Linked DNA regions of Mus musculus: region 2 is linked to region 1. A link is a contact called in ENCODE POLR2A ChIA-PET data. All regions are on one chromosome and are shown on one strand. The core of a region is the stretch at or near the end of the contact, and the rest is flanking DNA. Distances in the headings are between cores, read along the strand shown.

Region 1 (4,205 bases), core at 778-3,277:
TAACCAACCTGGCATCATGCACCTTTAGAACTCACAGCTTGACAGTAAAACAGGCTCAAGAAAAGTAAAAAATTATATGGAGGCTGAGGTGAGGGTTGTGAAGGTTTTTGGCCTGCATGTCTGTGCATACTGTGCCTCTGGAGGCCAAAAGAGTGACTTAGATCCTCTCTCATTGGGAGTTCGAGTTATGAATGAGTGCTTGGTATATAGTCCAGGTCCTGGAAGAGCAGCCAGTGCACTGAGCCATTTCTCTAGCTCATTCAATGACACTTCCCCCTCCCCGCTAATTCTGGTAGTCACAAAGTCACACCCACTCTTGGGGCTCAAAAAACCTGTTAAAGGTTTGACTTTGTTCATCTGTGCTGCTTTTGTTGAGTTTGTGACACATGTCCAGTGTGGCCCGAACAGCGTTCCCTTCAGTTAGTAGGCAGGCTTTGTCTCTGGAAAGTGATCTGAAAAATGACAGGATCTCTAACTTAGGCTGGCCATAGCAGTCCCGAGTTCAGGGAGCTGGGATAACATCTGCACAGCCCCTCTGCTTTTGAGTAATAGGGTGTGTGTGAGGGGGCTGGAGAGGTGGCTTGGCTGTTAGAGCATTAGCTGCTCTTCCAGAGGATCCAGGTTCAATGACCCAACACTCAACAACCATTAACTCCAGTTCCAGAACATCAGCGCCTTCTGGCCTCTGGTCAGTGTGCCACAGACACACAGACATACAATGCAGGCAAACATAAGACACAAATAGACTGGGCTAGAGAGAGAATCCAGCTGTTAAAAGCTATGACTTCTTCCAGAGGCTCCCAGTGACCACATGGTGGCTCACAACCATCTGTAATGGATTCTGATACCCTCTGGTATCTCTGAAAACTCTGTACTCAGATCTTTAAAAACAAAAGTCTAATAGCCCAAACTTTTGACCTCAGGGCGTGGGGCGGAGATATGCTCATGTGGTGTTGAGGAAAGCAGACATCGACCTCACCAAGAGGGCTGGAGAACTCACGGAGGATGAGGTGGAGCGAGTGATCACCATCATGCAGAACCCACGACAGTACAAGATCCCAGACTGGTTCCTGAACAGACAGAAGGATGTGAAGGATGGGAAGTACAGCCAGGTGTGTTAGGGGACTGGTGGACACGGGTTGTCCGTTAAAACTGGGTGCAGAATCAGGAGATAAAGTTGTCTCCCCTGTCTCAAAATCTAGGTTCTGGCCAACGGTCTAGACAACAAGCTGCGTGAGGACCTGGAGAGGCTGAAGAAAATTCGAGCCCATAGAGGGCTGCGCCACTTTTGGGGGTAAGTGGGTGATGAGGCTTAAGCTGCCCACTCCCAATCAGGCTGCACAGTCCACCGGCTCGCCTCCTGCTGCTCTGTGACCTGTATCTTTTTCTTCTGCAGCCTTCGTGTCCGCGGTCAGCACACCAAGACCACTGGCCGCAGGGGCCGAACTGTGGGTGTATCCAAGAAGAAATGAGTCTCTGGGCCTTTGCTGTTAATAAATAGTTTATATACCTATGACCTCCGTCTCAGTTTGTCTTCCATCTGATAGTACTTAATGCCACAGCGATCCTGAGCTCTGGTAGTTTAATCTGGCTGCAGGTGCCTTCTGGGTACAGTGCTCTTGGTGCACTTGAACGGAAATGTCCCTCATAGGCTCCTGCTGGTGTTTGCTCCTCCCTTTCTGTTGGGTGTTCACAAGGAGACTGCCTTAGGTGCAGCAAACTGGGCGGCAACCACTGTTAAAGGTGGGGCAGCCGGTGTTGAAAACCTCCAGGGGAAGCTTGGGCAGGCTTCAATTGAGTCTCCTGCCGTAGCCGTGCTAAGCTGTTGTGAAGTGGCTACAGCTCCGCCAGATGCTGCTGCTCGGGTGAGTTAACAGCAGATGCTGGCTGCTCTAGAAAAGCAGCCTGGTATTCCGCGTGCTTTACAGTAGGGACGGACCGGGAAGGGCTGGACCTATGTGAAATGCACGCCGCTTGTCGGCTTCCGGCCTAGAGAGGCATGATGGGAAGGTGCGGGGAGGGGCGGGATGGAGCGGAGTTCCGCGTGCACGCTAGCTAGGGAAACGAAGCCTTCCGGGGCCAGCTGTGGTGGGCCAGGGCCGCATTGCACGACAGCATCTGGAGAACAGCATCTGTGATGCGCCAGAGCCCCGCGCATGGGTCACCGCGTCTCCTCAGCAGCAGCTGGTTAAAGCCGTCCTCCCACCTCCCCACGCTCTAACAGCTGTGCCCACAGGTCTCTGCGGCACGCCATGCCCCTCAGCCTCTTCCGGCGCGTCCTCCTGGCGGTCCTACTACTGGTGATCATCTGGACCCTGTTTGGACCTTCAGGCTTGGGGGAGGAGCTGCTGAGCCTGTCCCTGGCATCCCTGCTGCCGGCCCCAGCCTCGCCAGGACCGCCCCTCGCCCTGCCCCGCCTCTTGATTTCTAACTCTCATGCCTGTGGTGGCTCCGGACCCCCTCCCTTCCTGCTCATCCTGGTGTGTACGGCCCCGGAGCACCTGAACCAGAGAAACGCCATTCGGGCATCTTGGGGTGCCATCCGCGAAGCCCGGGGTTTCAGAGTGCAGACGCTCTTCCTCCTGGGAAAACCTAGAAGACAGCAGCTTGCTGACCTGTCCTCAGAGTCAGCAGCACACAGGGATATCTTGCAGGCCTCCTTCCAGGATTCCTACCGCAACCTCACCCTCAAGACCCTCAGTGGACTGAACTGGGTGAACAAATACTGTCCTATGGCCCGCTACATCCTCAAGACGGATGATGACGTGTATGTCAACGTCCCAGAGCTGGTGTCAGAGCTGATACAAAGAGGGGGGCCTTCGGAGCAATGGCAGAAGGGCAAAGAGGCCCAGGAAGAGACAACAGCTATCCATGAAGAGCACAGAGGCCAGGCAGTGCCCCTTCTGTATTTAGGCAGGGTGCACTGGAGGGTGAGACCCACTCGGACACCAGAGTCCCGGCACCATGTGTCAGAAGAACTGTGGCCGGAAAACTGGGGTCCTTTTCCACCCTATGCCTCGGGCACAGGATATGTACTGTCCATCTCTGCTGTGCAGCTCATCCTGAAGGTGGCCAGCCGGGCCCCACCTCTACCTCTAGAGGATGTCTTTGTGGGAGTAAGTGCAAGGCGAGGGGGCCTTGCCCCCACACACTGTGTCAAATTGGCTGGTGCTACCCACTACCCCTTGGATCGGTGCTGTTACGGGAAGTTCCTGCTGACATCCCACAAGGTGGATCCCTGGCAAATGCAGGAAGCTTGGAAGCTGGTGAGCGGCATGAATGGGGAGAGGACTGCACCCTTTTGCTCCTGGCTCCAGGGATTTCTGGGTACCTTGAGGTGCCGGTTCATAGCCTGGTTCAGTAGCTGAGAACCCACAGAAAACAGCACCTCAGAGACCTTTCCCCAAAGTTGGTGCAGAGGCTGCAGATCCCTGTGGTGATCTAGTTCCTCCATTTTCTCACAGCAAACTCTGAAGCTGCAACCAACCAAGTTTACCAAGATAAACTTGGGCCCTGGCCTGCCAGCTCCGGGGAGGGATAAAGCCAAGGGCGGGAAGGGGACTCACAAGCAGGGACAAGGGTCCAATAAACATGTCTCTCTACCTCAAGTGCAGCGTCTTCACCAGGCCCCCAGCACACCTGGAGAGCCCAGAGCTTTCAGTACTGCTGCATGTTGGTCTTTGCGACAACCACAATGGGGATAACGCCCCCCTCTAGGGTGAAGGCTTGGGCAGTGGTGGGGAGACAGGCAGGGCAGTGAGCTGAGTCTAGAATAGCCACACAGGGAAGAGCAGACCTACAGGATGGTCCAGACACGTCTCCAGAAACCTTGTTTAATGCCCACACACCCAAGGAGCTGTCTGCTCCTACCCAGTTAAGATGTAAGGCACATGGGACAATTTCCCTATGGATCTTTGTGTTCCCTTTATATATGTGTGTGTGTGTGTGTGTGTGTGTGTGTGTGTGTGTGTGCGCGCTGCCCCATGTGGGCATGGAAAGGTAAAAAGACACTTGTGTGTTTTCTCCTGCCAAACGTGTTTTCTGGGAACTGAACTCAAGTTTGGCATCAAGTGCCTTTGCCCACTGAGCACTCTGGCCCCTAAGGGTCAACTTGGAGACCGCCTTCTCTGGCTCGTCGTACAAATCTATCCAGTGCAGAGGGACGGGCTCCAGGAGGCATGGCCATATCCTGCTTTTTCTTCTGC
Region 2 (4,205 bases), core at 789-3,288, 170 kb before region 1:
GACAGCCAGGGCTACACAGAGAAACCCTGTCTCAAAAAAACAAAAACAAACAAAACACAGGAGCTGAGTTCTAGCATAGGTCAAGAGGGAAAGCCCATGCCGGGCGTGGTGGCGCACGCCTTTAATCCCAGCACTCGGGAGGCAGAGGCAGGCGGATTTCTGAGTTCGAGGCCAGCCTGGTCTACAAAGTGAGTTCCAGGACAGCCAGGGCTATACAGAGAAACCCTGTCTCGAAAAACCAAAAAAAAAAAAAAAAAAAAAAAAAAAGAGGGAAAGCCCAGGGAGCCACAATTTAATACGCAATTTCAGGGCCGTGGACAAAACCCAGAGCACGTGGAATTATGGCTTCATGTCCTAGCCACTAGCCATGCCTGGCCACTGAGAACTTGAAAATATGGCTGGTGCCACTATGAAACAAATCTAAACAGCATGTAATACTGATTTAAATTCAAGTTGCTACTGCACAGTACAAATAACAAGTCCAGGTGATGCAGCAGACACAGGCACGATTGCCTGGTTCTTGAGGACACAGCAGTGTGCATTGATAGATGAAGAAGGGAATGGTAAGTTCAGGTGAATATAAAGTTGTAAGGAGAGGTGAGGACATCGTGCATGGACAGAATAACACAGCAGCAGATCAGATGCGCCGGACAGCCCACATCAATTCTGAGCATGCTCCAGTGTCTGGGGTTATCCAGGCAGGAATTTTTCATAGGAAGTTCCACTCAAGAGAACTGTCTAATCTTACGGTGGAGTTGAAAGGCTTGAGTCATTGAAGATGTAGAAGCATTCCAGACAAACAGCAGGAACCAGCTACCCAAATGTACAAAAGGGAGACTGGGGGTTGGGAACATGACATGCATGGGCAATGTCAGGGAGAAATCAGAAGTGGACTCTGGGGTGGGCAGCTGGGAGGTCCTGCTAAGTAGGGTGGTGAGGTCACACTCTGGGGCTGCATGAAGTGGGAAATAAGAGAACTGGGAGGAGACAAGCAGGGAGAGTCTTGTAAGTCCAAGTCCTGCTGTGCAAGGAAGTTGAGAAAGCCACGGAGTACTTAGAGACAGGGTAGGTACTGAATAGGGTTTTCTTTTTGGCTACTTAGAGACAGGGTAGGTACTGAATAGGGTTTTCTTTTTGGCTAAGAGAGCAAAATGGACAGGAAGTTACTTAGGTTAACAGAGAAAGGTGACCAAGTCAAAAGCAATTTCCTTCAACTGAGAAGCCCCGATAAAATAAGAGACATGCCCTGTTCTACACACGGAAAATACAGGTGGGCTGCTGGTGCAGAGTGTAAATCCAGACCATACCTTCAAAGACAAAAGACAACAGAGATAAGCGCGAGCTTCGCACTTTAAGTCAACTGCATTGTTTTTAAGTTGTCACCCTAAACTTTAGTAGGATGAATTCAAGACTGAGAAACAAACTAGTAAGGCAGGTCACAGAAACAGAAACAGAGTATAGACAATGTCAGGAAAGAATCATGATCAAAACGAGCAGAAATGACGAAGTAGAACTCTATGTTAATAAATGGTCTACCTGTACACGATCAGAGAAAGAAACACGGGTGGTATACTTCGAAGGCAGGATTCGGGTATTTTCAAGTCTCATAGAGGAAAAAAAAAAGAAACAGTTTAAGAAATTCGAGGAACCCCACAACTCCTCCCGATTAAAACGTCAAATCGAGCGTGCAACATCCAAGCGGACCCCCACCGTTCCAGGGAGGCTCGCCCTGCAGTCCCGCTGCTGCAGCCAGGACCCGCGTGCCTCCTGGGACCACAGCATGGGGCCCCGCGGATTCTGGCCAGAAAGTGCCAGGCAACGCCTCAGACCGGAGCCGGAAGAACCTATTCCCCCCGCCGCGGTGGGGAGGGGGGGGAGGCCACCGGGGCGCAGGCCCGCGCGCTCCCGCCACACCCATCGCTCAACGAGGTGGCCCCGAGGCTCGGGGCGCACTGAGCCTGCGCACCGCGGCTCTCCCCGCGACCCGTGCCTCCCCTCCCCCCAGACCAGGCACACCCTTGCGCATGCGCTATGTGTTTCGTGGGGCTGCGGCAGCCATGCTGAACTCGTACCGAGAGGCGAGTGGGGGGGACGGGGGCGACCACAGGCGCAAGGGAGGCCGGGGACCTGGCGAGGCAACAGCCTTAGCGAGGTCTGGGGTCTCGGGACACAGGTCTGGGCCTTGCAGTCCCTGTGACCCCGTTCACGACCCTCCGCAGTGTTCGGAAACCTCGCCCTCGTGGCCGTAGGGGGGGCGGACACGTGACCCGCCCCAGCCAGTCGGAGCGCTGCTGACGTGGCCGCGCGGCCCCGATGCTTTTCCCCCCACCCCCAGCGGCTAGGGAAGGGAGGGGCTGGGGGCTACGCCCCCTCCCCCAACGCCTTCTCGGCTTCCGGGGGGGTTGACACCCCGGATTCCTTGCTCCCCCCCCAGCCGGGCTGAGGGCGACTTTCGAGGGCCCCCCCGTGGCTCCTGGATCCAGGTGAGCAGGGGCCCCTGGGGCGGGGACGCCATCGGTCATTTAAATGCATAAGTAAAGGTGGGGAGTGGGAAGAATTCTTGGGGTTCAGGAGAAAAATCCCAAGGGGGAAAGACTTGTCTTTCAAACACCTGACAGCCAATGGGAGTGTGGACTGGGGCCAGCGCAAGAGGGCCACTGTGTGGGGGAGGGGAATGGCCAACCTCGTGCCTACATACCCATCGGAGGGCAAAGGGGCGAGGGTGGCTTGTGCCCCATGCACCCGTCACCGGGGGGGGGGGGGGGGACAGGAATCGGGAGCCAGGTGAGATGGGATGTTTTGGGCGGGCGAGGGGAGGGCGACCCCGTAGGCTGAGTGTGAGTGTTGGTCGTGGGATGCGAGAGCTTAGGAGTTGGCAGCTCTGGAGGTGAACTGGTGTGGTTCCCTGGCGCCGACTCCCTGCCTCCCCAGGGACTCCCTAAGCTCCCTTTGTGTCAAGGGTAGCAGGCTCGCCATCGTCACATGGCGTGATGGAGGCTCGGTCGAGTTTGTGTGCTTTTCACGAGGACGCGGCCTGTGGGGCCTGCTGTTCCCAGCTGCGCATCCCCTCCGGGCTCTTAGCTGTTTGTCTCTGCCCCAGGGTGGGGAGGGCTCACCGGCCCAGAGCCTGGGGGCCGCCTGCGAGCGCAGTCCTGGCCTGAGGTGGGTGCTGGGAGGGGAGAGCCAGCGTGGTCCGAGCCTCCCAGTCTCCGAGGTCTAGGGTTTCTCCGGGTGGCATGCTCTACTGCCGCCCTCCTCCCCTCCCCCTGCCTGGAACAGTTGCCTCCTTGTGTGCTGCGGGGGAGGGAACGGAAAGGAGGAAAGAGTTACTTTTCCAAATTACTAAGTAGCAGCAGCCTCCCCTGTGACTCATGTGGGGGCAGGGAGGGCTGGGAATGACTGGGGCGCAGTGATTTTCCGGAATGCAGGGAAACGGGAGCGTCGTCTGGCTACCCTTTCTCTCTAAGGCCCAGCAGTTTCCCCGCTCCCCGAGTTCTCTCCCCACCCCCACCCCACCCCCGTCGGGCTTCGGCCCGGACCCGCCAGGCCCAGGTGCGGAAAATCCAGTTTGGAGGCCGGGCCGCCAGGGGGAGGGGAGAGGCCTCTAAAGTTGCTGTGTCATTGCCCTGCTCGCCGCAGCCACCCGGGCGGGGCCGCGCGCACTCGGGCGACCCGGGCCTGGTTCCCGGCGGGGAGTGCAGGGTCTCTGCTTCCAAGGCGCACTTACCCCTTGCGGGGTCTGCGCTTATCTTGCGGTCCAGAAGACGGGAGCTTGGCCGCCATGTTAAGTGCAGTGACCGAGGTTCGAGGTCGAGGGCTCATGTGGAGGGAGGGTCGCCTGGTTGCAGTTCTAGGACCTAGGCCAGTTGGGGCTATAATTGGGGAATGGTGAGCCCGCCTTACAGCCCCTCACCAACGTTAATTTACTTGCCCAGACGTGCACACCTGTCTTCCCAGCCAGGGAAAGGGGAGTTTGGGAGCGAGAGGTGTGTTCTGGGGGGATAGACGCTTTTACTTTCGCGCGAGGGGCTACCCCAGAGTTGCTTTTGCCATCTGACCTTGAGAACTGGCTGGTGGTTCCTACTTAAGTCTTGTTTCGAGTCCCAAGACAGCGTAGGGGAGGGGGAGGGGGCGAGACAGCTCCCAAAATGGCTCCTGCCCCTCCTCGGAGGCGTCCGGCTGCGGGGGGGAGGGGAGGGAGGAGG

The links. ChIA-PET counts read pairs that join two places held with the same protein, here RNA polymerase II (POLR2A).
Region 2: POLR2A ChIA-PET joins it to region 1 with 37 read pairs in embryonic stem cell. The contact joins the promoter of Brd2 here to the promoter of B3galt4 in region 1. POLR2A ChIA-PET finds 5 or more read pairs at or near these places in 4 of 5 experiments (Patski and embryonic stem cell).

What each region holds. Positions count from the first base shown.
Region 1 is chr17:33,949,310-33,953,514 of GRCm38, reverse strand. It overlaps B3galt4 (UDP-Gal:betaGlcNAc beta 1,3-galactosyltransferase, polypeptide 4), which reads left to right and starts at 2,027. Exons shown (of 1, transcript NM_019420.2): 1 at 2,027-3,603. The coding sequence starts at 2,253. The coding sequence ends at 3,368. It overlaps Rps18 (ribosomal protein S18), which reads left to right. Exons shown (of 5, transcript NM_011296.3): 3 at 924-1,112; 4 at 1,203-1,294; 5 at 1,397-1,517. The coding sequence ends at 1,472. Wdr46 (WD repeat domain 46) reads right to left here. Exons shown (of 15, transcript NM_020603.2): 15 at 3,820-4,205. The coding sequence ends at 4,100.
Region 2 is chr17:34,120,440-34,124,644 of GRCm38, reverse strand. Brd2 (bromodomain containing 2) reads left to right here and starts at 2,038. Exons shown (of 13, transcript NM_001204973.1): 1 at 2,038-2,483. H2-DMa (histocompatibility 2, class II, locus DMa) reads right to left here and starts at 1,813. Exons shown (of 6, transcript NM_010386.4): 1 at 1,711-1,813.